Regions from separate parts of the Mus musculus genome. Here region 2 is linked to region 1. A link is a loop called in an ENCODE intact Hi-C map of the cell type or tissue named here. Cell type or tissue: left cerebral cortex. All regions are shown on one strand. Links, peaks and the distances in the headings refer to the core of each region. The heading gives the core; the rest is flanking DNA.

Region 1 (15,151 bases), core at 4,054-12,053:
CTTCTGAAAATCATTTTAAGATTATTTCTAAGACGTATTTTATGTGAATGTTTTGCCTGTGTGTATGTATGTATGTATGTGCACCACGTGCATGCCTGGTGCCTGCAGAGGTCAGAAGAGGGCGTTGGATCCCTTGGAACTGGAGTTGTGGATGAGTGTGAATTACCATAGGGGTGCTGGGAGCCACAGCTTCTGCTGGACCAACAAGTGCTCTTAACCATTGAGCCATCTCCAGACTCTGAAAAAACCTTCTGTCTGGTCTCGTAATCCATTTCTCCAGTTTCCAGACTTCACCTGTTCTTTTACCTGCTTATATATGCCAGACTCGTGCCCCATGAGTGTGGGGACAAGGCCACAGAGGCAGACAGCTAAGTGTTTGCTCTCCGCAGCAGCATCGATTCGCATCCTCTTCTGTTCTCTCAGCGCACCTCAGGCCAGAGCCTCCAGCCGGGAGGCTGAACTTGGACCTTCTCCGCCTCGGTGTTCCTTTACCCCCACCCACTGCATGTGGCTCTTGGAGAAAGCCGGTTATAGGGTACGGACCGCAGAGGCCCGGGCGCTGCAGGCGCACCCCAGCCTGGTCCCCAAGCGCCAGGCCCGGGGCTCGCCCTCGCGCTGCAACCCTAATGTCCTCACCCCCGACCGCATCCCACAGTTCTTCATACCGCCTCGGCTCCGGGACCCAAGAGGCGCCGAGGGCAGGGTGGACCGCAACCCGGGCGGCCGGAACCTCCCGGTGGCCTGCTCGCTGCCGCACCTGGCGGGCCGCGAGGGCTGGGCCTTCCTGCCCGAGAGCCCGCACACGCGTCGCCGCGAGTCCTTGTTCCACGGGCCGCGCGGCCTGGCTGCAGGCCTGGCCCCGGCGCAGTCACGGCTGCACGTCTCGGCCCCCGACCTCCGCCTCTGCCGGGCCCCAGACAGCGACACGGCCTCGTCGCCGGACTCCTCGCCCTGCGGCTCCCCGCACACGCCCAGGCCGCAGTCCCTGTCCCCCGACGAGGCCAGCTCGGCGGACACTAGTCCGTACGCGCCGCGCCGTGCGCCACCGCTCTTCCACCTGGACTTCCTCTGCTGCCAACTGCGGCCGACCAAGGACAGCGTGCTGCGCCTGGGGCCCCGCGGCGGGCAGCTGCGCCTGTCCACCGAGTACCAGGCGGGGCCCGGGCGGCTGAGGCTGCGCCTGGTGAGCGCCGAGGGGCTGCCTCGGCCGCGGACCCGCCCCGGGAGCGGTGGCGGCGGCTGCTGCGTGATTCTGCGGCTGCAGCCGCGCGTTAGGCCTGGAGCTCAGCGGAGCCGGGTGGTCCAGAGCAGCTGCAACCCTATCTTCAACGAAGACTTCTTCTTCGAGGGGCTGCGCCCGCCGGATCTGGCCGTCCGCAGTCTGAGGGCCAAAGTGCTGGACAGGGGCGCGGGGCTGCGCAGGGACGTGCTGCTGGGGGAATGTGAGACGCCCCTCATCGCCCTGCTGCCCCCACTGGCTGGAGGTCTAGGCCCTGGGTCCTCCCTGGCACCTACTCATCTCAGCCTGTAGACTGATAGACACCACAGCTTTCTTGGGAGGTTTCCACTGGGTCTGCAGACTTCATCCTTGCCACCTGCCCGGCATGTATTTATTTTTGTTAATAAAACATCAGTTTGTCTCTAGCTGCATGCTTTCCAGTGGGCACCAAAAACTCTAGGCTTTGCAGCAAGTCTTTTCCACCCAGCCCTTCCTTAAGCAGTGCTTGAGACCCGGAATCCCTGGAAGTGCTTGTTAAACATGGAGAGCCTAGAGTCCATCCCCAAGCGAGTCTGCTTCAAGAGTCCTAGATTGAGTTGGCTCTAGGTGCCTGTCTTAGCTTTATTTCCGTTGTTGTGATAAACTATCTCCCCATCACACACACACACACACACACACACACACACACACACACACAAAAGCAGCTTTTATGGAGAAAGGGTTCATTTGGCTTACAATTCTAGATGATAGTACACCATTGTGGAGAAGTTATTGCCAGGACTTGAAGCAGCTAGTCACTTCCACAGTGAGGAGCAGGGAGAGAGACAATACAAGCTGGAGAGCTGGTTCAGTGGTTAAATGCAAAGGACTCAAGTTCAGTTCCCAGCACCCACATCAGGCAGCTCATAACTGCCTATCAAACTACAGTTACAGGGGATCTAATGCCCTCTTGTGGCTTATAAAGGTCAGGTGGGTGGGTACGTGCATATGAGCGTGCGTGTGTGTGTGTGTGTGTGTGTGTGTGTGTGTGTGTGTGTAATGCCCAGGGGGAGTGGCACATGCCTTTAATCTCAGCACTCTAGATACAGAGGCAAGCAGAGGCAGGTGGATCTCTGTGAGTTCAAGGACAGTCTGGTCTAAAGAGTGAGTTAGGATAACCAAGGCAACAGAAAGAAACTTTATCTGGGGCTGGAGAGATGGTTCAGAGGTTAAGAGCACTGGCTGCTGCTCTTCCTGAGTTCAATTCCCAGCAACCACATGGTGGCTCATAACCATCTATAATGAGATCTGATCCCCTTCTGGCATGCAGGCACACATGTAAGCAGAATGCTGTATACACAATAAGTAAATGTGTTTTTTAAAAAGAAGAGAAAAAAAAAACTTTGTCTGGAAAAAAGAACAAAATAATAACAGAGCTTGGTGGCTCATGCCTCTAATCTTAGCACCTGGAGGGCAGGGGCAGGTAGTTCTCTGAAAATTGGAAGCTAGTTTGATCTACAAAGCAAGTTCCCGGCCAGCAAGGCCTGTGTAGTGAAATTCTATCTCAAAAAACAAAACAAAAAATTAAAGATCAGAGAGAGAAATGAACATAATGTGTGCATGCATGCTTCTAATGCTTACTTAGTTCAGTTTCTCCACAGTCCAGGACCCAAAGCCAGGGAATGGAACCACCTACAGTGGGTCAGTCTTCCACATCAAGTAATTGCAATCAAGAGAATCCCCCACTGACATACCCACAGGCCAACATGATCTAGACTTTTCTCTTCCCAAGAGATTCTAGACTGTGTCAAGTTGACAATTAAAACTAACCATCACAGGTCCCTCGAGTCTAACAAAACCCTGCGCTTTCAGAGAGCCCTTGAGTCCTGGTGTCACCCCAGCAAGAGCAGAAAGCCACCCTCTCCTAAAGGTCCCTGTGTCTGAAGAGAAGAAACTGGCCTTTCCTACCCCTTAGATCAATATTTGTCCTAAAGACAAATGAAATTTTTGAACCTTAAGAGTGAGCCAGGCGAGCACAGACTAAACACACAGTGCCCTTTAACCCTTCCTGCCTCCCTCTGGCTAGTCCATACACCTGTGCACCTGTGCAGGAGCAGGAAGAATGGCTGGAGTCAAGAACCAAAGAGTAAACCAGGTATGCTAGCAAACACATTTAATCCCAGCACTCAGCGGCAGAGACAAGAAGATTTCTGAGTTCAAGTCTACAGAGCAAGTTCCAAGACATACAGACACCCTACAGGGGCTGGGGGGCCAGGGGAGAAGCACAGAATAGTGCTTGGGTACCCATAAGTACTTGGGATTATAGGGACTGGGATCTGGGACAGAGGATACTATCAAGGAGTGAGTGCTGTTATCAGGGATGCCAGAAAAGGCTACTCCAGCCAGAAGATGAAGGTGAAAGACAGTGGAATAAAAGTGGGTCATCTTGTGTTTACCTCCTACCTGAAAGCCCTTGACGTCAGCAGTGACCTTCTCTCTGCCTCTTCCTTCCTGGGAACTTGTTCCTCCTGCCAGACTTGGAAGAGGGATAGAGAAAGGCAGGTACACAGCAGGCCCTAGACCACTTCCTCCTTCCTCTTAGCCTTTCTCACTTCCCATGGTGCCAATTGTCCCCGTATAGGACCTGCTTCTTCTTAACAAAAATCTCAGCAGGGGCAGCTACACATACACACACACACACACACACACACACACACACACACACACACACACACAAGTCACCCTTCTCAAGCTCCTTCTACCTCCACTAGGTTCCCACCACCAATCCCCAGGCCAAAGAAACCTTGCTCCAGTTGTCCACCAGATGGCAGCATTGACCAAACAATCCTCCGTGCTGACAGCAACCTGATCAATGGGTAGGATGGACAGCTTCAAACATTAGTTCCTCCTGGCAACTGCCTCTAAGGTGAGTGTACAGTTGTTATTCAACATGACCTTCGCCCTTAGACAGATAATAAAGAAGAAAACTAGGTGACATGACTCAAGGTACTTGTCACGAAGTCTGACAGTCTTGAGTTTAATCCTAGAGATCCACTTGGTGGAAGGAGACCAATACACACATATAATGTAACTTCTAAAATCTGTATTAAAAGCCTGAAGGGTTTCTTCTTCCCGGGATAATAGCTCTTCAGTCACTTCACAACCTGGCACTTCGCACTTAAACCTGTGAACTCTGAGAAGTCCGCCCACTCCCCAAGCTCTATCTGTGCTGTGCTGTGCTGTGCTCTGTGTGTACATCGGCCCTCAAGTTCTTTCATAACAATCCCTAGTGAGCAATGCAACTTGGAAGTATCTGGAAGGATGTCTATAGGTCAGTTTGCCCGCCTTCATCAGTTCCTCCAGCAATGGTGGGTGCTATAGGATGCCAGGCACTGGGGCCAGCAGGCTTGAAAACAAACGCAGGAATCAAGTGAGTCAGAAAATGAACAAATATCAGTAAAGAACTAGCTGGCGATGGGCCGTAGAGAAAAGTAAAGTAAGAAAGGGGAGGGAGGCAAAATTACAGGAATGGAAAAGAGAGGGAGGGCCTGAAATACTTTTTTAGCTGCCATGTGTACTTTGTACCAGGCCTTGCACTTTACCCGCTGTCTTATCTCACCACCACTGGGTAAAGTAGGCATTACCAGTTCACAAAGGCAGAAAGAGATCCGAGAGGTTAAATAAACTTGCCTGAGGATTGGCTTTGGCTGTGAGGAAGGCTTCTAACAGCGACTCTATACCAACATCCTCTGCCACAACCCAGCCCAGGAATTTGGGGAGTCTATGAGATAGAAAACACCTCCCCCCAAAAAAAATGTTCTGTCACATTCCCAGCCCCCGGGGCTCAGACAGGTACACCGAGTCCCCCAGTCTCAGATACATACCATGGGAGCAAATGAAGCCTAAGAACCCATCCTGTGTGCAAGGAGCTGAGGCCTCTAAGTACCGCCATTAGCACAGTACTGCCACCAACGCAGGTCAGCACCATGGTTCTCCCCCTTTTTAGCTGTGACAGGATTCAGGGCGCATGGGTGACACCCAGCAAACCACACTGTTAAAGTCTTCCTTGTCCCCCAAACCAGACCTCCCAATTTTGTTCCTCGTAATTGTTTTTGAGGCATACTCTAATGTAGCCCAGGCTAGCCTCAAACTCCCTACCCAGCTGAGGATGGCAGTGAACTCCTCCTGCTCTTCCAGCCTCTACCTTCCAAGGCTAGACATACAGTAAAGCCCTGCCACCGTGTCACGTTATGAGGTGCTGTAGGTTGAATCTCGGGCTCCATCTCCAGCCCTCCACTCCTGATTTTCAATCCTCCCACCTCCAGTCCCACCTCAGTGTTAATTGGGAAATGAGAGCTATAAGCAGTTCCAGGGTAGGGCTAAAGTCCATCTTTCCCGCTACTCCTCCATACTGGGGCTCTACATAGGTACCAACGGGGATGCAGAAACCACGGATGTGCCAAAGAGCTTGCAATGTCTTTTTTTTTTTTAATGGCCAAGATTTCATCCACTCCCCAAGTCATTCTGGGGAGTTGAAGTCTCCGTAAGCCTGAAGCTCAAAGAAAGGTAGTCTCTACTGCACTGCAGTAGAGAGGCTCCAGTGAAAGATGGCGCCCTCTGGGCCAAGCCAGCCTCTGCATGCTGCCCAAACCCCAGAGGTTTCCTTTTTACCTGCTGCCTTGGGTCCTCCCTGGAAGGACAGGACTGTGCTGAGCTTTAAGTGGTTTCTGCGGTTTTAAGGGGTGGGGAGGAAGGGAAAGAAGAGTTGGTGACTGCTCCCCATTTCCAAGCCGCCGCCACCACCCACCTCCAGGTTGTTTGCCCCCTGCTTTGAGATTCCTGGGCCTGATAAGAGGACTGGGCACGTGGGGTAGAGTGATTCTCTGATCCCTATCAGCCTCTTCCTTGCATAAGAATGTATTTGAGTTTGCTAGGCCCGGCATAGTCTCACAAGAGAGAGCTATATCTGGGTCCTTTCAGCAAAATCTTGCTAGTGTATGCAATGGTGTCAGCATTTGGAAGCTGATTATGGGATGGATCCCTGCATATGGCAATCACTAGATGGTCCATCCTTTCGTCACAGCTCCAAATTTTGTCTCTGTAACTCCTTCTATGGGTGTTTTGTAGAAGTGGATGATCACAGTCAGCTATTGGATGGGTCACACGGCCCCCAATGGAGGAGCTAGAGAAATTACCCAAGGAGCTAAAGGGAACTGCAACCCTATAGGTGGAATAACAATATGAACTAACCAGTACCCGGGAGCTCTTGTCTTTAGCTGCATATGTATCAAAAGATGGCCTAGTTGGCCATCACTGCAAAGAGAGGCCCATTGGACTTGCAAACTTTATGTGCCCCAGTACAGGGGAACGCCAGGGCCAAAAAGGGGGAGTGGGTGGGTAGGGGATTGGGGGGGGTGGGTATGGGGGACCTTTGGGATAGCATTGAAAATGTAAACGAGGAAAATACCTAATAAAAAAAAAAAGAAAAAAAAGAATGTATTTGAGGAGGAAATAGCCCCTGCTCTGCTTTAGAAAGCACTGTTCCTACAGAAAAGAGCCTTGGTTACAGCAAGCCAGGGGTGGGGAGCTGGGGGTGGGGGTGGGGGTCAGGCAAGAACACCCAGGGGGCATAATCACCACAACCTACTCTGAGCTTTACCAGCCCGGTAAATCCCAAGGTCACACTGGATGACAGCTGTACACTCACCCTATGGCCACTGTGGGAGGAACAAATAGTTGAAGCTGTTGGAACAGTTCCTCCTGTGGGCGTGATCTCCTGATAGCTGGAAGCACAGAGAACTCTCTGGTGGCAGTATCAGTCTGAATAGGGAACCCCACCCTAATCACCCACCCCCCCATGCTGGAGGCAGGGCCAAAAGCTGGGTAGGATGATGCCTGTAATCCCAGCCCTCAGAAGGCTGAAGGAACTGGATAGCCATGAATGTTCAAGGCCATCTTGGACTACTGAGTGAGATCATCTTAGCAACACGTAGGAATGAAGGTCTCGAATGCTGAAATGAAAGAGTAGCTTAGAAGAAAGCCACTCTCAAGCCAGGACCCGGTCGCTTCCTGAGCCCTCACAGTCATTCTGACAGTGCCAGGCAGTGTCTGCCACTGCCATACTGTGTGGCATCTGAAAGCATCCCTAGGGGCCTCCACCCTGTGCCTCTAGCTTGAGGGAGGGGTCATCTGGAAGGTCTTAAGACCCATAATCACCAAGAGAAAAGGACCTGGTCAGCGATGCAGGTCTGTAACCCCAGCACACCCAAGGCAATGTTGTGAGTTGGAGGTCACCCTAGGAAAATGAGAGGAGGGGCGGGGTTCAGCAGTTAAGAGCACAGGCTGCTCTTCCAGAAGAACCCAGGTTCAATTCCCAGCATCCACACAGTGGCTCACAGTCATGTATGACTCCAGTTCCAGGGCACCTGATATCTTTTTCTTTCCTGCATAGTGAACCAAACACACAAATGGTGCACAAATAAACATGCAGGCAAAACACCCATACTATTAAAAAAAGATAAGTGAAAAGAAGAAAGAAGAACAATAACTAAGGGAGATGAAAGCGAGCTGGTGAGGCACAGAAAACTGAGCAGTGATGGGCAGATAGGAGCACAGAAGAGCAGGAGGGGATAGCTCTGGGATAGAGGCAGGCCATTAAGGTCCCCATCCTTTGAGTGCCCTAACCTTTCCAGAAGCCTCTTTCTGACTCTGTTCCTAGGTAGGGGTGCCATCACTTTGCCTCTTTTCAAAGCTCTCCAGATTGGCATTGTGTTTTGAGAAGAACAGTATACATGGGCCTGTTTACCACCAAAGACCGTGAAGTCAGAGATGACCTAGTCAGTGGAGTACTGCCACAAACACACTGGGGTCAAGGGTTTTGGGGGGTTTTTTGGTTTTTTGGTTTTTGTTTTTTAAGATTTATTTATTTTATGTATATGAGCACACTATCACTCTCTTCAGACACACCAGAAGAGGGCATCAGATCCCATTACAGATGGTTGTGAGCCACCATGTGGTTGCTGGGAATTGAACTCAGGACCTCTGGAAGAGCAGTCAGTGCTCTTAACCACTGAGCCATCTCTCCTACCCAAGGGTCAAGGTTTAATCCCCCAGAACCCACATCACAAAATGGGTACAGTGGTAGATAGGTAGGTAGGTACTTGTAGTCTCAACAATGGGGTCGTAGAAACCCTAGAAATCACTTGCCAATCTGGCTAACCAAGATGGCGAGTTCTCCGTTCCATGGGAGACCCTGTCTCAAAAAAACAAAACAAAACAAAACAAAACAAAAAGGTAAAAGGTAATTGAGGCAGACATCAAATTTTAATCTCTATCCTCCACAGACATGCACACTCACACGTGTACACACACCCACCTATACAGACACACACATATATGTATACATATAAAGGACTTAGGACTAGTCAAAGCCTCAAAGGCCCTCAAAAGTCACCCTACACCCCTACACTTTTCAGTCTCCCTGGGGCTAAGAACGGCTATTCCTCCTAATCTTTGTCTCTGACTCTTAGGAGACTCAGCTCCCTAGAGCACTGGGTGCTACTGGTTGCACAGTGTGAAGCTCCACGGAGGGCCAACGGTGGAGAATGGAATGCTGGGAGCGAAGGGACAGCTGCCTGCCCTCTCCACGCCAGGTGCCACGTGCACCAGGTGGAGGGAGTGGGCGAGTCACGAGGCCCTGGCGTGGCCGGCTCCTGCCCTGCTGTTTACCAGCTGGAGAAAGCAGGAGGAGGGGTTGGGAGCCTCCTGCTCCCAGCCTGGCCCCTAGCCAGCGGTTGTTGGGTAAGCAGGAAAGCCAGGCACAGCTAATCAAACTCTGGGCAGAGGACATGCCGAACTGAGGCATCCAATATTCACAGAAGTCTTGGCTCTTGGTCCTTCTCAGACTCCAGTGCAGGCCTTTATGTGAACAGAATTACGGGGTCGTGGGGGAGGGGGAAGGGAGAACCGGGAGGAGGGGGGAGGATTCCCTCCTCTCAACTTGTTGGTCCAGTGCAGTTGCTCTCTTCTGCTCTCCCTCCAACACCCCTCACCTCTCAATTTGCTCTTCCTCCTCCACACCTCCCCCCACCACACCAGAAGTATGGGAAGCATCTAGAAGCCTGGAAAATCCAGAGGTGGGCAGCATGGAGTTAGAGAGAGGCAAAGCAAGACATGTGCTGGGGGAACCCAAGCTGCAGGGAAGTATATCTGATCCCATCCTGGAGATCAGAGTGCACACACACACACACACACACACACACAGAGGCTGTCTTTTCTCTTCACTCTTCCTGCCTCCCTTTCTTGCTATTCTGTCACCTGTCCTAAAAAAGTTACAGAGACCAGGTTCAAATCTCAACTCAATCACGAATTGCCCTTGTGAATTCCTGGCAAGTCTTTTCTATTCTGGGCAGCAATTGGTTCATGATTATGAATAATCACTCGTGCCTGTAGGGGGTTATCATGTGGGATTCCAAAAAACAAACAAAAAAATTCTGATTTACCTACAAGGCCTGGCAAAAACTCAGCATACAGTAGGTAATTAATAAGTACTAGCTCCCTTTCACCTGTTTTTCCTCAAGACTCCAGACACTGGTCCACTGCTCTCTCCCTGAGTCCCCTCCTGTGCCAGGACACTCTGCCAGCCACTCCTTTCCCCTGCCTGCTGACGGGCCAGGTGCTCCCTCCCTCTTCCCTCCTCCCTCCCTTGGGCCCTGCTCCCTGCCCTCCTGGGCAGCCAGGGCAGCAAGGACGGCACCAAGGGAGCTACCCCATGGACAGGGCCCCACAGAGACACCACCGGACATCTCGGGGTAAGAGACCCTAAAGCCCTGCAGGCAGGTGGAAGGGACTGTCAGGGGGCTCAGAGGAGGGGAGGGAGGCGAAGAGACTGGGAAAGAAAGAACTGGGGAGAAGAGAGGTGAGCAGAGGGGAGATGGACTGGCAGACAGAGCAAAGCGGTGAGGTAGGACCGAGTCTTTACATAACTGTAGGGGGGGGACAGGAAGAGGGCCTAGGGTAACAGCAGGAGACCTGGGAAGACGGGGAGGGCAAGAAGGAAGAGACAGGTTGGAGTGGGGGCAGGAGGGAGGAGCTGTGTTAGGGAGGCTTGATCGAGAGGATGGGAATGGGGCTGGCTCCCAGGTGTGAGCAGGCCCCTCCCTGCCTGCCACAGAACCCTGGGCAGCAGCGGCTGGAAGGGTGACTCTCCGCCTTCCTATTCATTCACAAGTGGCTGCCGTTCTGGCGCAGGGGCTGGGGGTGGGGGACCTGGGAGAGAAGATGCAGTTGCACCATGCCAGCTGCTCTAGCCCAGCAGTCCCACGCTTTCCTTCAAGCTGGTCCGAGCACGGAGTTTTATCTTTGCTGTGTGAGGCACCTGTGGAGCACAGAAAGGAACTGGGGAACAGTCCCCCGATGGAGTGAGGAGGGAGCCCTTCAGAACAGGACATCCCCTCCCTCCCTCCCATGCTTGTCAGCTGGGAACCTAGAGAGAGTGAACGACAGAAGTGCCAGCTTCTAGGGCCACTAGAGAAAGGCTCCGGGGTGGGAGTGGGAGTGGGGGCCAACAAGGGGAGTGTCCCCATGCAAGACTGCTCTGAATTGCAAAGTTGGAGGCTGGACAAGGGTGCCACGTCAGGGAGGAAACTGAGTAGGGCCAGACAGGATTAGCAGGGAGGTGGGCATGGCATGAAGCCACACCCTCTCTGGGCAGACCTTCCCCTCCCCCACCCGGGGAACAGGCTACCAGGCCCCATTTACTATCACGGCAATGAAATGCAGGAAGCCTGGCTGCAGAGTGCATCTCCTGGCAGAGGGACAGTGAAGGAGGGACAGGACATGTGTGCCAGGCTTGGACAGCAGAAGGCAAAAAGTAACAGAAAGGAATCAAAGGTTAGGGACATTACAGACAGGGCTAATGGGCTTTCTGGAACAGAAGACTGGCCCTAGGCACCCTGGATATAGGAAATGGGTTGCGGCCTCTTTTGCCAAGGGCTCCCTCTCTAGGTGTTTCCCAAATACTGACTGCATGCTGATTTCATCCCAGATATGTAAACAGCCCTGTAACTATGCAGTAACCATGACTCTCCCCTCAGCTGCTGCTCCCCTGGACAGCAGAGCATCTCTGTAAACCTCCACGAACCATGGGGTGCCTCCTCCTGTCTGATCTCCACCCAGACCCATCCACGAGCAAAGCAGCAAGGCAAAGGGATCTTCCCTCTGCAGGCTTGTGGGCAGGTGAAGCACAGTGGCGGCCAGAGAGGGTCTATCTGCAGCTCGGCCCTCCTTGTCTTCCTCTTCGCCCACCCTCCCCATGCACTCCCAGCCCCACACCTCTGCAGCTCCCTCTTGCTTTCAGGCACAGATAAGCAACCAAAAGACTGCATTCCCTCTGGGTGCAGAATATGTGTGTACGTCAAATGCACCAGATACTAGAGGGTTCTTGCTGTTCCCCAGAGCAACAAGCTGAACAAGACAGACAGAGGCTCTGTCTCCAGACGGGCTTACAATCTAGAAGGGATGATGGCATACCTAGGGCAGTTGTCTGTTATGTCAAGTGCCAGGAAACAATGCAGAGTGCTGGCTGAGTAAACCCCAGGGCAGGGGACAGGGCATGGGAGGCTGCCCCAGAGGAAAAGAGAGACATCTGAGATCTAGCTAAATGGGGGAGGGAGGGTAGAGTGTGACATGAGGAAGTCCTGGAGGCAGAGAGGAGCTGGGCACTTTCAGGACCTGGAAGAGGGCCAGTGTGGCCAAAGGGCAAAGTGATGGGCTCTGCCAAGGGGCCCAGCTTCTCAGAGGCCAGGTAGTGCTGGGGTAAAAATGGGGCAGGGCAGGAGCCAGGAACTGGGGAAGTCTTTGGCTTTTCCCCTAACATCTTCAACTATTCACTGATCCCTTCCTTCTCTTTACAGAGCTGCTGGCTGCAAAGAAGACCCACACCTGTGAGTAGGGGTTTGGGCCAAGAAGGTGGCACGGGGTATGGCAAAAGCATTCAGTTCAGGAGGCATGAGTGAAAGAACACCCGGGACTGGACAGAATTGGAAGAATCAGGCTAAGACTGCAAAGCCCAAGAGATAAGGGCCAAAGGGAAAGACTTATAGGCTTATAGGCCAGGACCAAAAAAAAAAAAAAAAAAAAAAAAGAAGCCCAAGGGGTGCCAAGTTACAAGCATAGAAAGAAAAGGGGAACTGGGAAAGAGGAGGGCAGGGTGCTGGACAGAGGCTCAGCTGCTGTGTCTGACCAGGGAGGAGGTGAAGGCCACCCCAGCCTCAGAACTCAGCAGCCACAATAGGAGGCCTGGGAGCGTGCCCAGGGCTTTGTGGTGGCAGAGCCAGGTTTGGTGTTCATCTCTGTGGTTAACACATTCTGAGGTGTGAGCAAGCCTGGAGAGAGGCTCTGCAGAGCTAGAGAGTAGGAAAGCCTTGTCTCTGTAAGAATGAGTGGACAGGAACCCGAAATCCTCAGACTGCAGTGTACGAGGAAGAGACCAGAGTTCCAGAAGGGCTTCCCAATGGACACTTGCAAGTAAACATCTGTCTCAGGCCAGTGCAGCACCCCCAATCCAGCCACATAGAGAGAAGCTATTCCCCTACAAAATGTGCCCGCTCCACCAAAGTCCTCCCCAGGGGTTCGTGCATACCCTCAGCACCTTGGGGGCACTCTGGAAAAGCCACAAGCATGGTCATTAAGTTAATAGTGACAATCTCATCAGAGGAGGTCACCTCTACTCTTCCATCACATACTCATTGGTTGCCCACCAATCTGTCCCCACTACAAAAGCCATCTGTGGCCTTCCTGTCCCAGCATCCCTCCTCCCTGAGCTTGGGGCTCCATCCTCCTGGGGGGGGTCGGAGCTGCTTGGCTCAGCATAATCCTGATCAGCCTCCTGTGCACTAGCCACAGGGCCCCACGGAAACGCTGAGCAGGGCCCTGGGAGGAAAGCGAGTCAGAATGACGCAGGCAAGCTGGGGGAGGGGACCAGGGACCACACTTGGGGGTGTAGAGGGGGACTTTTGGAGAGTGGAAACTGGGAGAGACCAAGCCAAGCTTTTAGACCTGCCTCCCATCCTTTAACCCTTACCATGTGTCCTCCTGAGGATCCAGGCTAGTTACCCTCATCCATCCAATGTCCAATTCCCAAGCTCGCAGAGAGAGCTTTTTACTAACCAGAAAGATTGAAGACCTCTCAAGGAGGTTGAGCTCCTTGAGTTTTTATTGTCTTGGCCCCAACCCCAGGCCAAGACAATAAAAACTGCCTCCCAAGTGAAATAACCTCAAGAAAGGGGTCCAAGCTGAGAAACCCGGGGGCACACCCAGACCAAGAGGGGACCGAATGACTAAGGGGCCAGAAGAGGAACCTCCAAGGCTGAGGTACCCCACAGAGCAGATGGAAAACAAATGAATCCATCAATAAGAAATCTCACACCAACAAAACCTGAAGAGAAACTCAAGTGCCAGGAGACGGGCCAGTCTGAGACACACTCGAATGCAAACCTGAACCAGAGATACCCTTCTATCCCTCCAGTGGATCTGAGGTCACTCTACCTGGCCATAAGTCCTTACTCAACCATTCACTACTGTGTGATCTTGAGCAGGTTACTTAATCTCTCTGTGTCTCACCTTCCTTGTCTTTGGAATGGTAGTTATCACATAAAGTATTTTATGGGGATTATGAAGTCCACACAGAGCTGAATCATTCCCAACACTGAATTAAGCACTGCTGCTAAGAGGATGAAGATGGTAGTGTCACTATCTGTGTCCCAGACTAGCAGTCTTGTTTCCAAAGGCCTTTCTGAAGGACCAACCCATCCTACAGATCCTACAGAGGGTATTTGCCTGATGATACTGCCGCTATCGTTTCCTCAGCCCAGGATAGCATCATGTGTAGGAGGAATTTGGGTGTGGTGAGGGCAGCCTCCCGGTTGTACCACACTGGTTATGGCTGTTGACAGTCCACAGGGTCTCAGTGCCACAAGACACCACCCAAGACAGATTCCTGTTACTTACCTTTGGAACATCCCTACCCCTGATGTCACTTGGTGAAGAGGGCCTGGGGTACTCAGGAGAGGGGATTTCGAGCCTGGCCTCTGCCCATGAGCTCCACGAAGCTCCCCAGCTAGAACTCCCCTGGCGAGTGGAAACAGCTTTTACCGCGGCTGTAGCTGTGGTTTTGGAATTTTCCAACGCCCCCTGTGATTGGCTGCCCCGCCCCTCACACCCTGCCCCAGACCCAGATTGGCCACGTGGGGTGCCTGTCATCATACCCAATGCACCTCTGGGGGTTGGGGGGCTGTCACTTGGCCACCTGTGTGGAGCAGAGCTTAAACCCCCCTGCCCAGAAACACTGGGGGAGAGCTTTGTGCAGATCTAAGGGCTGAGGCACCCGCTGAGAGGGCTTCACCCCACCTCCACTGCCAGCTGTGTGCTGTCCTGGGCTACCCTACTGAGGAGGACAGGGAGCCAAGTTCTCAGTCATGAGAAGTAAGTGAATGGGGGCATCCGGTCATGGGGGAGCCTGGGTCCTGTCACCATTCCTAGGCCCGCTGAATAGGAGTGTATCTTGGAAACCGTGCCTCTTTGGCAGGGTGTGTCCCAGTCAAGGTCAAGATCTGCTGGGAGATGGGTGGAGTCCCAAGAGAGTTACTCTTCCCTGGCAGCTTCCTTGGCAGCAATGGTAATCAAATTATTGAGGAGTTCCTGACATAAGTTCTGAAGTTCTGGGAAGACTGAGCATGCCCAAGGGTCCAACCCTTTGATTTACAAAGAGACCAAGACCCAAGAGGGGAGTGCATCACTGAAGAGCTCACCATTAGGGCCTGGGAGCTGGTGGAGTCTGGTAGACATTAGGACCCACAGCTTATATTCCTTGTTCCTAGTGAAGAGTTTATCTTTGTGCCTCCAACTGCAGGCACTGCTGTACCCTGAGGCAGGAGTCACAGTAAACTGAGGTCA
Region 2 (15,151 bases), core at 717-8,716, 220 kb after region 1:
CCAATAGCACAAGAGAATTCTTAGAAAGCATGCAGTTGGTGTTTTTGGCGATCTGGCAGGATATAAACTTGATAGAGCTGGGTGCCTGGTGACAGCAAGTAATGACAGAAATAATGCACATAGCAATCTACGCCATCACTGCTCCACTTTGGTATTTGATTTCCCCCTACTGATAAGGTCACTAGTTAATCCATTCCTGTTTAGTAGATGTTGTAGAATACACAAGATTCCACAAAGCAAAGACAAAGGAAACAGTATCAGCCTCCTCAGGTATTCTCAGTTCTTCCCCACCAAGCACCATGTAGATAAAGAGCTCTGATGAGTGATGTTCCCCTAAGGTATCAGAGCCTAAGACACACAACTTGGAAAGGTTGCCATTCTGTACAAAGGAATACAGTAGACTTGCTCTTTGTCCTGAGGGGGACATTACTTCATCTCCCAAAGTGACATATTAACACAACCCCCCAACCGGAGAAATAACCTGGAGATAACGAGCCAGGAGTCTTCCTTCTTGGCATCCAGCAGAAGAAGAGGAGAAGCACCAAGAACTACCTTTCTCAACATGACTATGTACCAAGTCTTTACATCTAGAACTTATTAACGCTTTACAGCACTAGCCCAGTCCCTGCTTGGTAGATGAGGTTACACAAGTAAAAAATTATGAACCTAAAAGAAGCAGATAATTTATAAAAACAAACAAGCCCCTGAAAGAGTTTACTGGCCATGGAGAGTTTTTAAGATTACAAGGGACAGAAGAAGCAATAGGGGGATTAAGAGATTTTGAAACATACTGAATGGAGACACAAAGTCACTACAGTTAGAGCATACATATGAAGGTTAAAAAGAAAGGTTTGCATTATAAACAAAAGGAATAAAAGTAACCTTGTTTTACAACAAAGCTGATGAAGACTCTTGGTTAGTTCTGAAATACTGAAATAATAAAGATAGAATAAGTTTTGCTTCAACATAATGATGGAATCTGGTTTGGACTTGAATAATTTATTTTGAATTGAGTACTGGATGGAAAGAACTTGCTGCTAAAATAACTAGTTTTTTGGTTTTTGGTTTTTTTGGTTTTTCGAGTCAGGGTTTCTCTGTGTAGCCCTGGATGTCCTGGAACTCACTCTATAGACCAGGCTGACCTTGAACTCAGAAATCTGCCTGCCTCTGCCTCCTGAGTGCTGGGATTAAAGGCGTGCATCAACATGCCCAGATAGAACTAGTTATTTTTGCCAAGCCCACATCTTTAATCCCAGCACTCGGGACACAGAGGCCAGCCCATCTCTGTGAGTTGAGGCAAGCCAACCAGGAGCTACATGCTAACATTCTGTCTCAAAAAACAAACAAACAAACAACATTTGCCTTTATTTTTTATTAAAAAAATATACTGAAGGTGGGAGGGCTAGAGACATGGCTCAATGGTTAAGAGCACTGGCTGCTCTTCCAGGTGTCCTGAGTTCAATTCTCAGCAACCACATAGTGGCTCACAACCATCTACAATGGGTTCCGATGCCCTCTTCCATCATGCAGGCATACATGCAAATTGAGCACTCATATACATAAATTGTAATGTACTTACTCGTATATAAATACATATATACATAAACAAATATACATATAGATACACTGAATGAGGCTAAGGGTGTCAGCCAGTCAGTAGACCACTTGCCTAGCATGCAGGAAGCCCAGCTTAATCCCTAGTCGCATAAAAACAAGATGTGGTGATACACTCCCAGCACTCAGAACTTGGAGGCCCTAGGAAAAATCAGAAGTTCAAGGTCATCATCCTCAGCTATAGAGCAAGTTCAAGGGGATCCTGGGCTATAAGAGACCTTTTTTTAATATTTTTTTCAGCACACACGCACACACACATACATATGTGTGCACGCACACACACACACACACACACACACACACAAATTGAATGTACCTTCTGTTCTAGGCTTTTTAACAATGGTGAGAGATGCAGAGATAAACGAGATAGCTACAGACTACAGGTTTAGGGAGTCAAACTGCACTGCCCTTCATGCAACCTCTTCACCCCTCAGAGTCCGTTTCCACTCACACACCTGGGAAATAACACTTTTGTGACGGTCATTGTAGTACTGTTTATAGTCACAGTAGCTTGGATTAATAACAGTCATTGGGTAAAATATGATACATCCACAATGGAAAACATCATCACTTAAAACAAAAAGAAAAACTAAAGAAGCTCCTAGTGGTATGGCATGAAATGAGCTCACAGAGACTGTGCCCAGTCAAGCGAGAATAGGACAGAGCACAGACGTAATATCTTACAGTGTATAAACGGGGAACCACATAGCTCAGTATCTTTAGATACAAGAAACTGGTTGGAGAGATTGCTGATAGGGAAGGAGTCTGGACAGCTGGGCAGGGGACAGGAGTAGGAGAGAGACTTTTCTCATTATTCCTTTTCTTTAACTCTTCTCTAACTTTCAAACTTTCAGTCAAATGAAAGCCAGTAAGGGGACATAGCTCAATGGCACGTTGCTTGTCTAGCATGCAAGAAGTTCTGGGTTTCAGCTCTCACACCACTTGTAATGCCAGCACTGGGCAGGTAGAGGCAGGAGGATCTGAGGTTCAAGGTAATCCAGGCAGCTAAGTAAGTTCAAGGCCAGTCTGGCACGGGAACCCTGACTTATTAAAAACAAACCTAATTAATTAGCTAACTAAATGAGCCAGCACCGGGGACTTATACCTGTTTTCCTGGCACTTGAGAATGAAAGGCAGGGGAATCGTCACAAGTCCAGAGTGAGATCTTGCCTCAAAAAGACATAACGAATTTTAGGAAAGATCAAACTGAAAGACAAGTTTGGTATATAATAAGAATGAGAAAATAAGGGCCTAGGTGATGGTTTGGTGGTAAAGCAGCCTACAGCCAGGCCAGCAAGGGCCATGGGGATGGCTCTGTGGTAAAGGTGCCTCCAGCCAGGCTAGCAACCTAAGCTCTCTCCCTGAGACACCAAGAGAACCAACTCCACAAGATGTCCCCTGACTGAGACACAAGCAGAAAGAAATGTCATCTAAAAATATGTTTAGCCAGGCATGGTGGCACATGATTTTAATCCCAGCACTTGGGTGATCTCTGTGAGTTTGAGGTCAGCCTTGTCTACAGAGAGAGTTCAAGGACAACCAGTGCTACACAGCAAAACCTTGCCTCAAAACAAAACAACATGACAAAAAAAATGTACATGTATATGCTTGTGTGTGTGTGTGTGTGTGTGTGTGAGAGAGAGAGAGAGAGAGAGAGAGAATAAGTTGCCAAGTCCATGCAATGGTATATACATATATACACTGGAGAACTAGATGCAAAAGTTCAAGGCCAGCCTCACAGAGCTACTTACTGAGTTCAGGGCCAGCCTGGGCTATGTGAAATGTCTTAAAAGTTCATAGGCTAGCAGTCAAGATAGCAAAAGACAAAACTAGAACAGTTAAATCACACTGAGAGAGGTGACAGACACTTTCAAGCATCTGGAGGTGAGGGCATAGGGAGATGTGGTTATACATGGACAAATTCACAACAGAGAATGATGGTGAGGGATGTTGAGGTCCGAAAGAACCTCAGTGTAGTGTGGGAATGTGCTGCTCAGTAGGACTGTGGCCGGGAGAACAGAGTTGGAAGACAGGAGAGTTAGAACTTGGGAGGCTCCAAGATACTAGATATTGTCTGTGCCCGGGAATTGGAATTTCATTCCTAGGATTTTAGGGGTCTTTGAATGCTTCTTGAATGGATTAACCACATTGTCAAACTTGCACTTCAGAAAAGTTCATGCTCCGGGACGTCTGGAGAGTGAGCTGAGATAGATAATTAAGAAGCAGTTGCAGTGATTCGGGAGAATTAATGGGACTCAAACTAGGGCGGTAGCAGAGGGGATACAAGGAGGGAGGTGTGGGAGAGGAGAGGCTCAGAACCTGGGAGGATCTCAGGTACCGTGGCACAGGGAGGAAGTGAGGGTACACAGTCCCCCAGTACAAGAAGGAAGAGGAGTGACACAGAGTTCACTTGGAGCCTAGTGAACCTGAAGAGCCTGTGAGAAGCCCAAGACAATTTGTCAAGTCACGACTGGACACTGGAGTCTGGGCCACTGCATAGGTTTGGAAGCCTTTGGGTGGTGACAAATGACAGAGTAAAGTAGACAATACCTTACTCTAAGCTAAGCTGCCCAGGAAACGTTTCCTCTAGCCACTATGCAGAAGACTTGAAGAGCAAAGAGATCAGTTAAGAGGAATCAGAGACCGGGGGACTCGGACACACGGAGTCTTGGAAGTCAGCAAAGCTGTCTTCAGTATCAGACTTGGACCACTCATTGTTTGCAGAGCACATCCCACCTCAGAGCCCAGTTTACCCTCACAAAGGCTCAGATAACAGCAGACCTGCTAATTAACCCAAGAACTGAACCTTGAACTGGAGTGTTCTGACCAAAGCCAGATACTCTCTTTCCTCTGTCCACCATCTTGATAAATTCTCCCTACATCCTGTGACCTGCAGGGGCAGTGAGTTCCATCACCCTTTTCAAGCAGAGATACTTAAGTGGAAACCCCACCTCTGCATGTCTGCTCACACAACCTTTTGGTTGTAGATGTTTTTTACCTTTTTGCTGCTCTGAACTCTCCTCGGCCAAGCCCTAGCTGAAGTCTCTCTCCAGTGTCCCTGAAGACTGCTACTCTCTCTGACATTTCCCTTTTCTAAATCCCTGAGGCAACTACAGTTCCGGATGACCCCTTAATGAGTCACGCTCTTGTGTAACCCCCTCCCTTGAAGGTAAGTAGAACCCGTGACTTGCTTCTGGGCAATAAAATGTGCCAAAGTTGACAGCTGTGTCACACCCATGATTCTGCTGTGTCAAGTAAGGCTGCTTCTTAGCAAGACTGGTCCTGCTGGCTTTGGGGAAGGTTCAGAACTGTCTAGGAGGCAACCCACATACGTGAAGCAACAGGGGACTTCAGAACCTGAGTGGCTCTTGGGGATAGGAAGACCATAGGTCCCTCCAACTTATATCCTCATGAAATTCTGCCAACAAACACATGACACGTGGAAGAGGACCCAAGTGCCACAAAGAAACCGCCTAACAGAACCTTGATTGTAGCCATGTGAAATCTGAATAGAGGCCCCAAACAAGCTGTGCCTAGATGGACTCTTGACACCAAGCCCTCCAATAGGAAGAACAGCTGTTTTAAGCTGCTGGGTCTGTAGTAACAAAAACAGCAAAAGGAAAATCAATGTAACTCCTTACTGCATCTATGGTCAGCACAGCTCAGTTTAGAACATGACAGAGAGTATTTAGCTGGGCTTTACCTTCCCAAGCTGAATGCAAGCTTCCAGAAAATGGCAAACTGGTCCTTGCAGAGGGCCCGAGTTTGAGTTCCAGCATCCACATAATGCCTCACAACCATCCACAACTTCAATTCCACAGTATCACATACCCTCTTCTGACTTGCAAGGGCACCAGACAAGCAAGTGGTGCACAGACAGACAGACAGACAGACAGACCTGTAGGCAAAACACTCATACACAAAGGAAAGCAAGCAAGTTCCCCAGCAGTCACCTTCCTAGTGTTCTCTCCTGTCTCACATGCTAATAAGCTAAACCAACCATTGACAACAACAAACACAACTGCCTTGGCTAGTTTAAACGAGTCAAGACTGTCTCCTGACACTAAGAGTAGGGCTGTCCCTGAATGTATAGCTTCCAATGAATACCAGACTCAAATTGGAGTTCTGCAAATACAAAAGGTGGGAGCAAGAAGAGATAAAAAGTTAGAAGGGTGGGCTTTGAGACGCTTCCACATGACACCACTTCGTCTCCATGGAGATATGAAAGCAAGAAAGAGAGAAAGAGAGAAAGGAAGAGAGAGAGAGAGAGAGAGAGAGAGAGAGAGAGAGAGAGAAAGAAAGAAAGAAAGAAAGAAAGAAAGAAAGAGGAAGAGAGGAAAAGAGAAAGAGAGGAAGGAAGGGAGGGAGGGAGGGAGGGAGGGAGGGAGGGAGGGAGGGAGGGAGAGGTGCAGCATAAGTGCAGGCTTCTAAGCCCCGTTTCTGGCTTAGGATCAGGGGCTGGAGAAGGGGCTGGAGGCTCCATGTCAGGCCTGGAAGGTGGCAAAAAGAAGCCCCTGAAACAGCCCAAGAACAGGCCAAGGAGATGGACGAGGAAGATAAGGCTTTCAGGCAGAAACAAAAGGAGGAGCAGAAGAAACTCGAGCAGCTAAAAGCCAAGGCCGCCGGGAAGGGCCCCCTGGCCACAGGTGGAATTAAGAAATCTGGCAAAAAGTAAGCTGTTCCTCACATCTGGGGTGATGGTGACCCTCCTCTTCCATTCCTATTTAAACAGCTGGATTCCCTGTCATAACATCTTTGCCATTGTACTGGCTAGTTTTGTGTCAACTTGACACAAGCTGGAGTTATCACAGAGAAAGGAGCTTCAGTTGGGGAAATGCCTCCATGAGATTCAGCTGTAAGGCATTTTCTCAATAGGAGGTCCCCTTGTGGGTGGTGCCATCCCTGGGCTGGTAGTCTTGGGTTCTATAAGAGAGCAGGCTGAGCAAGCCAGGGGAGGCAAGCCAGTAAAGAACATCCCTCCATGGCCTCTGCATCGGTCCTGCTTCCTGACCTGCTTGAGTTCCAGTCCTGACTTCCTTGGTGATGAACAGCAATGTGGAAGTGTAAGCTGAATAAACCCTTTCCTCCCCAACTTGCTTCTTGGTCATGATGTTTGTGCAGGAATAGAAATCCCCAACTAAGACAGCCACCTAATAGCTAGAATGGAGTGTTATCTTGGCGCATGTTGTACATTGTAATAAACTTTTGTAAAGAAAAAAAATGAATAAAGTGACTAATGCAATGGCTCGTTCAGTAATTCCTACCTCAGCTGTGAATTTAAAGTGAACCCAGTCTGTAATCCCACCAGAGCCTACTGTTCCATCTTCATTGTACTCTGAATTCTGTACCACTTTGAATTAAACCAACTCACTTAAAAGCCAAAAAAAAAAGAAAAGAAAAAAGAAAAAAGAAAGGAAGGGAGGGAGGGAGGGAGAGGGAGAGAGAGGGAGAGGGAGAGAGAGAGAGAGAATATGAATTTGGGCTGGAGAGATGGCTCAACAGTTAAGAGCACAGGCTACTCTTCCAGAGGTCCCGAATTCAATTCCCAGCAACCACATGGTGGCTCACAACCATCTGTAATGGGATCTGATGCCCTCTTCTTGTGTGTCTGAAGACAGCTACAGTGTGCTTATATATATGAAGGGAAAAAAAAGGCAGCTAAGTAGCTGTTGTCCCACAGCGGGTCACTGGACCATCAGGGAAGATGGCAAAGCGACATATTTAAAAAAAAAAAAAAAAGGCCAGGCAGTGGTGACACACGCCTTTAATCCCAGCATTTGGGAAGCAGAGGCAGGCGGATTTCTGAGTTCGAGGCCTGCCTGGTCTACAAAGTGAGTTCCAGGACAGCCAGGGCTATACAGAGAAGCTCTGTCTTGGAAAAAAAAAAGGAAGAAAAGAAAGAATTTGCAGGGCACTCTAATTTATTTATTTATTTATTGCCCCCCCCCCCCCCCCGCCTCTTTCTTTCTCTTTTGAGACAGGTTTTCTATGTCCTGGAACTTGCTCTATAGACCAGGGTGACCTTAAACCAACCCAGAGATCTGCCTGCCTCTGCCTCCTGAGTGCTGGGATTAAAGCATCCAGAAAGTGGAAATGTCTGGTTTCTTTGGAGGCTCCATTGGGTCACGTGATGTTTTTCTGGAAACTGTCCTATGAGAGGATGTTTTTGTTGAGGCAGACATGTGGGAGGATGTTTTGCTGAGAACAGACACGTGGTGTTTTCCTAGAAGCTGCCTGAGGGAAGGTCATGTGATGCTTTGATGGAGCAGATGCTTGAGAGGACATGTGATGCTCGGAAAGGTTATAAAAATAACAGGCAGTGGGTGAGGCTATGGCCTTGACTTGCCTTGCTACTTATTCTTCGCTGGTTTTGTTGGGCCCTGCTGACTGACAGGTCTTCACTGATGATGCTGTAGCATTGGTTTACTTTGCCTTCTTTACTGATCATCAGTTGTCATGACTTCGGAGAGAGAAATGCACCAGAAACCTGCTGGTGGTGTTCTGGAGGCTTCTAGCTGCTCCTGTGAACTCAGGCCGATGGGCAGAGAGTGCTTTGTGGTTTCTTCTGGATCAAACTGTTGTTGCTGATGCATGAATGGTGTTTGCGAGTGGATTGAGCCACCACTGCTGATTTGTGTGACCTGAACTGCTGATATCCTGACAGTGAAGACTGGAATCACCCCAAAGAACTATTTCTAAACAGGTCCACATCCGCCTTTCCTCTATTAGCCTTTCCTTTCCACTGCCTCTGGTGGGTGGTGGGCTAGAACGAAGGTTGAAGCTCTTTTTTTTTTTTTTTTTTTTTTTTTTGGGTTTTTTGAGGCAGGGTTTCTCTGTGTAGCCCTGGCTATCCTGGAGCTCACTTTGTAGACCAGGCTGGCCTCGAAGTCAGAAATCTGCCTGCCTCTGCCTCCCTAGTGCTGGGATTAAAGGCGTGCGCCACCACACCCCGCTGAGGTTGAAGCTCTTAACCTAAGAAATCTAAGCCTGCACTTGCACCACCACCGCCCAGCTGCAGGGCACTCTTATGAAAAATAGTTTTTTTATCTTTTTAAAAAAGATTTATTTATTGTTATGCATAAATATACTGTAGCTGACTTCAGACACACCAGAAGAGGGTGTCAGATCTCATTAAGGGTGGTTGTGAGCCACCATGTGGTTTCTGGGATTTGAACTCAGGACCTTCGGAAGAGCAGTCAGTGCTCTTACCCACTGAGCCATCTCACCAGCCCTAGTTTAATTTAAAAAAAAAAAAGAAATGCATTCTATAACAGGGTAAACCTTGAAGATGATGCTGAATGATATTAGCTAGTTATGAAAGACAATATAAAAATTATAGTATACAAATCCAAGGTATAGTATGTGATTATTTTTGTATGTGGTGTGGACAGAAAGTAGAATGGCAGTCACAAGCACTTGAGGGACAAAGAAGCTAGAAGGAATTTTAATAGGTACAGAGTTTACATTGGGAAAGATGGAAGAACTCTGGAGATGGGTGAGGTGGGGTGGTTGCACAACACTGTGAAAATAATGCCACAACCACACACTTAAAATTGGCTAAATGGAAAATCTGTGTTATATATAACTTAACATAATGAGAGACTTTATCAGGAGGCAGAGGCAGGTGGACCTCTGTGAGTTTGTGCCAGCCTGATCTATACAACATGATTCAGGATAACCTGAACTACATAGGGAAAGCCATGATAGATGCTCAAGATCCAAAGCAAAAGAATTATGCTAAGCTCAAAAACTATTAGTTCATGGTTGTCTCTAACAGCCCTCTATGCTGAACCTCACCGGCCTTTACCCATGAAGATAAGCACGTCCCAGCATCTCCCATTGCTTTTTCCCAGCCTTGTACTTTTGTTCTATCCTCCCAACCCCCTTTCCTCAGATCCTCAGTCAGGTTTCATGTTTAACTAATTTATTTTTAAATGTATTTACTGGCATAGTTTCTCTGTGTAGACTGGCTGGCCTGGAATTCACTGTGCAGACCAGGTTGATCTCAAACTCATGTTGAACCTCCTGCTTCTGGCTCTTGAGTGCTAGGATGTGGTGGTTCAAATAGGAATGGTCGTCAGAGACTATGTTTAATACTCGGTCCCCAGTTGGTGGACATGCTTGGGAAAGATTGGTGGGTATTGTGTAGCTGGTCTTAGCCTCTTTGTGGGTTCTTCCTTTTTTTTTTTTTCATCCTTCTTGACTCTTCAACTCCCTAACACTAAATAAGAGAGGGGGGGCGGGGAAAGGGTAGGGATCAGAGGAAAGAGATCCTTGAATCTTTAAAGACAGGGGTCAGAAAGGGGATGACCTTATCTGCCGCAGTCTCCGATACACAGAGACAAGAACTACACGGACACCAAGTCGGGTTCACGCAGCAGCTTCTTCTTTTACTTGCAGCTTTTTCACTTACAGCTCTCTCCACTTAGGGCAAGGGAAATTTTCATATAGTCGCAGCAACTGACCTCATCTTGCTCCACACCACCTCATCCAATCAGAATCACACACGCTCCAGGCACGAGCTCAGGTTGGTCACAGATAGGCTGATAGATCCAGATCATGAGGAGTAGTCTAGCTTGGCAGGCAGCTTATGCATGCAGTTTCACTGCGCATGTTTGGGCAAGGCAGTAAACATGCGGGGTTCACGGGGCCTGGCAATGGGCCAGGGTGCCATTTTGGCCCATGCAGCCGCACCTGCTTCCCGTATCTCCCCCTTTTTGTTTTATTAGTAGCTCTGGGATCAGCATCTGCCCCATCTGTGCCACATCCTTACCCGTCATGGGAGTGACAAACTCACTTTCGCCATCCTGTCTTAGGTTGGTATGCGCACGTGAGGGTCTTACCCGTCATTGATTACTGATCCAGCATGTTGAGCCAACATTGGGGGGATGTTTCTGCTTCCAAGGCTGCCATAGCCTGCACTAAGGCTCGTTTATCAGCCCTGTGCCACCTTCGCATACGTGCCATCCACCAAAGCATTCCTCCACACACAACAGTCAGCAGGAACGCCCAAAAGGCCATCCCTCCCCAATTTTTTAAGAATCCCACAGTTCCCTGGATGATCTCCAGCCATTGCTTTGCAGTTGAAATCTCCACATGGGTGTTGTTCACAGCAACAATCGATGCTCGAAATTCCTTCATCTTTGTGTAGAGATCATGACTCCAATTTCCTAGCAGCATCGCACCAACATGCGACAGATTTGCAGCTCTGGAAAAATTCTGATACTGAACAGAGGTTACACACATTCCTGACATATGAGTAATGCAGAAAGCAAATACTAACTGCTCCAACAACAGCTTGTGCAGATTGATAGGGAAATACATGAGCTTGGGGTTGATTTCCTTCAACATAAACTACTCCCACGCCGCCTTTGGATCCATCAGTAAATACATTAACAGCACCTGGGATTGGCTCAGTCTGGGTAATTCTGGGGTATATCATAGGATTTCTTACGATAAACTGAAGCCAATTAGTGGAGGCAAGTACCTCAATCTGTTTTACATCAGGTTGTTTACCAAAATCTCCTAGCCCCACCTTTATACCCTTAAGAATTAGCTGGGCTACTCGGGACTCAGCCTGAGTTACCATCCCTACAGGTAGAGGGTTCTTCATATAGGAAGCTTGGAGATCTCTTCCCAAACACTCCCAGTACTGTTGATTAATATACCCTTCCTCTAAAAATCATGGAGCTTCCTTGGACAGGGTGTCCAGAAATCTGTCTACCGACTCTGCTTTCATGTTAATACTGCTTCTTTTAAGAAGCTGGGTCAACGCCATTTTTACTTTCATTTTAGACGCAGTTGAACCCATGTTGCTGAAATTCCCTTCGTCTCTATTCCCGAGAACCTTAGTGCTCCGTCCCCTTTTTTCCGGGGAACCTGTCAGATTTTCTCCTTCATGAAGAGAGACAATCGCTTAAAATGATTATTAATAAAGACAACTAGAAGCACCTGCTGCAGGGGCACACTGTATGTTGTAACAAAGTACTGTCACAGCAGGTCCTTTCTCTCCTGTGTGCATGCACCTATGTGAGCACTGGGACCACCACACAGGGACCACCATTCACTGTACTGACTTTAAGAGAAGCTCTAACAAAAAGTCTTCAGAAAATACTTAAGAAGTGGGATACACTGCAGCGAAGTGGAATGCTCAGTACTTATATAACTGCAGAGCACAACGCTCAGAAGATAAGACAAAAAGGGATCAGCACAGAGACTTTTGGGGGAATCTGAGTTCTCAAAAATGAAACTTTCATTACATCATCTTTACATTTTCTTTAAGAACAGGAATAATTTTATACATCTTTACAGACTTCTCACCGACTAAATAGTCAATAAATATTTGCCTATGTGGTCATAAATTTTCATCTCAATAAATTCATTGGTATCACAGCTCTGGATGTTAGTTAATGCCAGCGTTTCCACTAATAAGGTTAACTGGAAAAAAAAAAAAAAACAGACTTAACCTACGCCAGGAAAAATGCAGGCAATATATTATAAGATATTAAAATTATGAAATATACATTTAATAGTTGACATATATTATGTATGAAACATTCCACATTAGCCCTAATAACTACAATAAATGTTGGCATGTGCCTCTGACAGAGTAGAATAATTTTTGTAAGTTAAAATTCCAAATAATAAAATAATAAAAAAGGCTTTTGGCAGTGTTCTTAATATTGTTTAGATAAAAACACAGAATTTAGAGGTAGCCACAGACTCTTACAATTTAACTAAAGAGGTTCTAAACTGGCCACTTGCCTTTGCTTGCCTAAATTTCCCTGTACGGGCCACCACTTGCCGCAGTCTCCGACCCACAGAGACAAGAACTACACGGACACCAAGTCGGGTTCACACAACAGCTTCTTCTTTTACTTGCAGCTCTTTCACTTACAGCTCTCTCCACTTAGGGCAAGGGAAATTCTCATATAGTCACGGCAACTGACCTCATCTTGCTCCATACCACCTCATCCAATCAGAATCACACACGCTCCAGGCATGAGCTCAGGTTGGTCACAGATAGGCTGGCAGATCATGAGGAGTAGTCTAGCTTGGCAGGCAGCTTATGCATGCAGTTTCACTGCACATGTTTGGGCAAGGCAGTAAACATTTGGGGTTCACAGGGCCTGATAATGGGCCAGGGCGCCATTTTGGCTCATGTGGCTGCACCCGCTTCCCGCACTTATCACTAGATTACTTCCTGCTGATTAGGAGCATCAAGTTTCTTAGAGGGAGTTTGATTTTCACTGTCTGGATAGCTAATTTTTTTTCTTCTTTTTGTTTCGTCTTGCACATGACTCCTGAACACACTGTGACCAACAGCTACAACCAACCAACAACCCTCCACCTCTCAGGTCCCTGGCATTTATCTACCCTCTGAAAAGTCCCCAGAATTCCAAATGTCACATGATCACAGAAACTATCTGCAGCTGGCAAAATCACGTCCCTACTAGAGCACAAGGCAAAGCTAGTAAGCTGGACACTCTGAAGCAGCCCCACATCCCACATCTGGGGTTAAAGCAAAAGTATATTCTTATAATAGCTCTGTGTTTTTCAAATAAATCAAATTTCCCAAACCATCTCTACATTTTGGCCTTGTTAGAGGAGGTAGGTCTCCGGGGACAAGCCATTCCCAGGTAGCTCTCTCTGTCTAGAGGTTGTGTCTCAAGATGTGAGCTCTCAGCTCCTGCTCCAGCACCATGCCTTCTTGCTGTCATGCTCTCTGCCATGATGGTCATGAACTCGAATCCTTTGAAACAGTAAGCCTCACACAAACTCTTGCTTTTATGAGTTGCTTTGTCATGGTGTTTTGTCACAGCAGTAGAAAACCAACCGAGACATATGACTTATTATTATTATTATAGAATTAATTTTTACGTATATGTATGTGTGGGAGCTCTCTATGTGAATGTGTACATGACTACACGTGCCACCAGAAGCCAGAGGCATGTAATTTCCCTGGAAGCTAGGGTTACAAATGATTGTTAGCTGCCTGACATGATTGCCAGGAATTAAACCCAGGTCCTCTAGGAAGAACAGCCAGTACGCTTAAACATTGAGCCCTCTCTCCAGCCCCAGGGTTGTTTATTAATGGCTTCAAATTCTTTGACTCAAGTTATCCTACCTAAGTCCCCCAGTTGTTGGGATAACAGGTGGGTATGACCTCGCTCAGTTACATTTCCAAAGTTTTTTTTTTTTTTGACTAAAACCCAACTCAAGAATCTCCCTTAAAGATTTTAAATAATAATAATTAATAATAATAACAATACTAAAAGCACTGCAAGGGAATGTTGTTTACAGAGTGGGGTCAACTGCCATGTCCACTTCCAATTCCCCTTGAAGGTCACCTGTTCTTTTATTCCTTTGTTTCCTGTCCTCTTTCAACACAGCTGGCTCATGTCTTATCTATGCTAAGAGCTGTTGGGACTGGGAGGCAGAGAGGAAGACTCCAAACCACAAAGAAGCCCAGGCACAAAGCCTGAGTGGGTGTTGGCGGCTCTTGAAAAGTTTATTTACTGACATCTTATATGTAGTAATGTTTACAGTCCCTCAGCAGTTCACACATGAGGCAAAGCTCTGCGAGCCAACCAAGAATCGCAGGGAGAATCTGACCCCAACACCCACTCTGGGGGCAGGAGGACACTACTGAAACTCAGCCTGTGCACCATGCCCAGAGCTGAGCAAAAGGCCTGGCCTGCTCCAGTCTGTGAATCTGCAATTATAGATCATCCATTTATCTCAATCTAGTAATTCCAGACAATTTTTCTAGGAAGTATTATTGACTATGGTCTCCCCAGTCCCTCAAGCCCAAGCCCTGGAGCTCACCCACACTCATCCTTGCATTTAATCTTCTTCTAAAGTTAAAATAGATTTCAATCAGCTGCTACCAAGTGGTCTCTTTGTTTGGTTCAGGTGTGGTTTGGTTTTCTGAGACCATAAGCCCTGGCTAGCCTGGAACTCACTATGTCACCACTAATCTGACACTTGGCTTTGGTTTGTGACACAAGTTCTCATTATGTACCCTAGGCTTGTGTGGAACATATAAGCACTGGGCCTCCCAAATGGCTGGGATTACAGAGGCCTGCCACCCCACCCAGCTCCATCAGTTCTAAATGGCATATACCCTCCAGTGCCCAGGCACTCAATATTAGCACTCAGTTTTCTCCATTCCGCTCCTGGTGCCAGGCAAGTGCCCCAGGGCTCCTTCCAGGAGTGGTTATCTTTTCTTCAGTGATCCTGGGCAGCCACCTCATAGAACATCCTGTTAGTGAGCAGAGGTGGCTACACTCCCATAATGTGGGTCCAGTACCCACAAGCCACTAGGCACTGGGCCAATACTAGGATAGGGAGACAAATAACCACTGCCCTTTAGGACTTCTCAAGTTTGGGCTAGAGGCAGAGAGAAGGACAAAGAGGTACTCTGGGAGACTGCATACCAGGTGCTGAGGGAGCACTGTAGGAATGATTAACAGTGTCTGGCACCCTTTGAGGAGGGGGAAATGATTCCCAACAGGTATAAGCTGTGGGGGGTTTC

The links. Hi-C counts contacts between places; a loop is a spot of excess contacts. Peaks named below come from ENCODE experiments on the same cell type or tissue, not always from the same donor. Only the 100,000 strongest peaks of a DNase experiment are listed, where the experiment ranks them.
Region 2: a loop joins it to region 1, with 4 times the contacts of the local background. A loop is called at or near these places in 2 of 42 quality-filtered maps.

What each region holds. Positions count from the first base shown.
Region 1 is chr3:94,362,924-94,378,074 of GRCm38, forward strand. It overlaps Rorc (RAR-related orphan receptor gamma), which reads left to right and starts at 9,871. Exons shown (of 11, transcript NM_011281.3): 1 at 9,871-10,008; 2 at 12,112-12,141. The coding sequence starts at 9,969. It overlaps Gm38411 (a long non-coding RNA gene), which reads right to left and starts at 8,100. Exons shown (of 3, transcript XR_867461.1): 1 at 6,906-8,100; 2 at 4,002-5,925; 3 at 2,612-3,734. C2cd4d (C2 calcium-dependent domain containing 4D) reads left to right here. Exons shown (of 2, transcript NM_001136117.1): 2 at 424-1,644. The coding sequence starts at 506. The coding sequence ends at 1,531. In left cerebral cortex, for the core only: no CTCF peak of the experiment used is centred there; DNase peaks (open chromatin) are centred at 8,960 and 10,473; H3K4me3 peaks cover 271 bases.
Region 2 is chr3:94,583,371-94,598,521 of GRCm38, forward strand. It overlaps the pseudogene Gm15235. Among named protein-coding and RNA genes, the nearest start is that of Snx27, 8.2 kb to the left of the region's middle. In left cerebral cortex, for the core only: no CTCF peak of the experiment used is centred there; no DNase peak of the experiment used is centred there.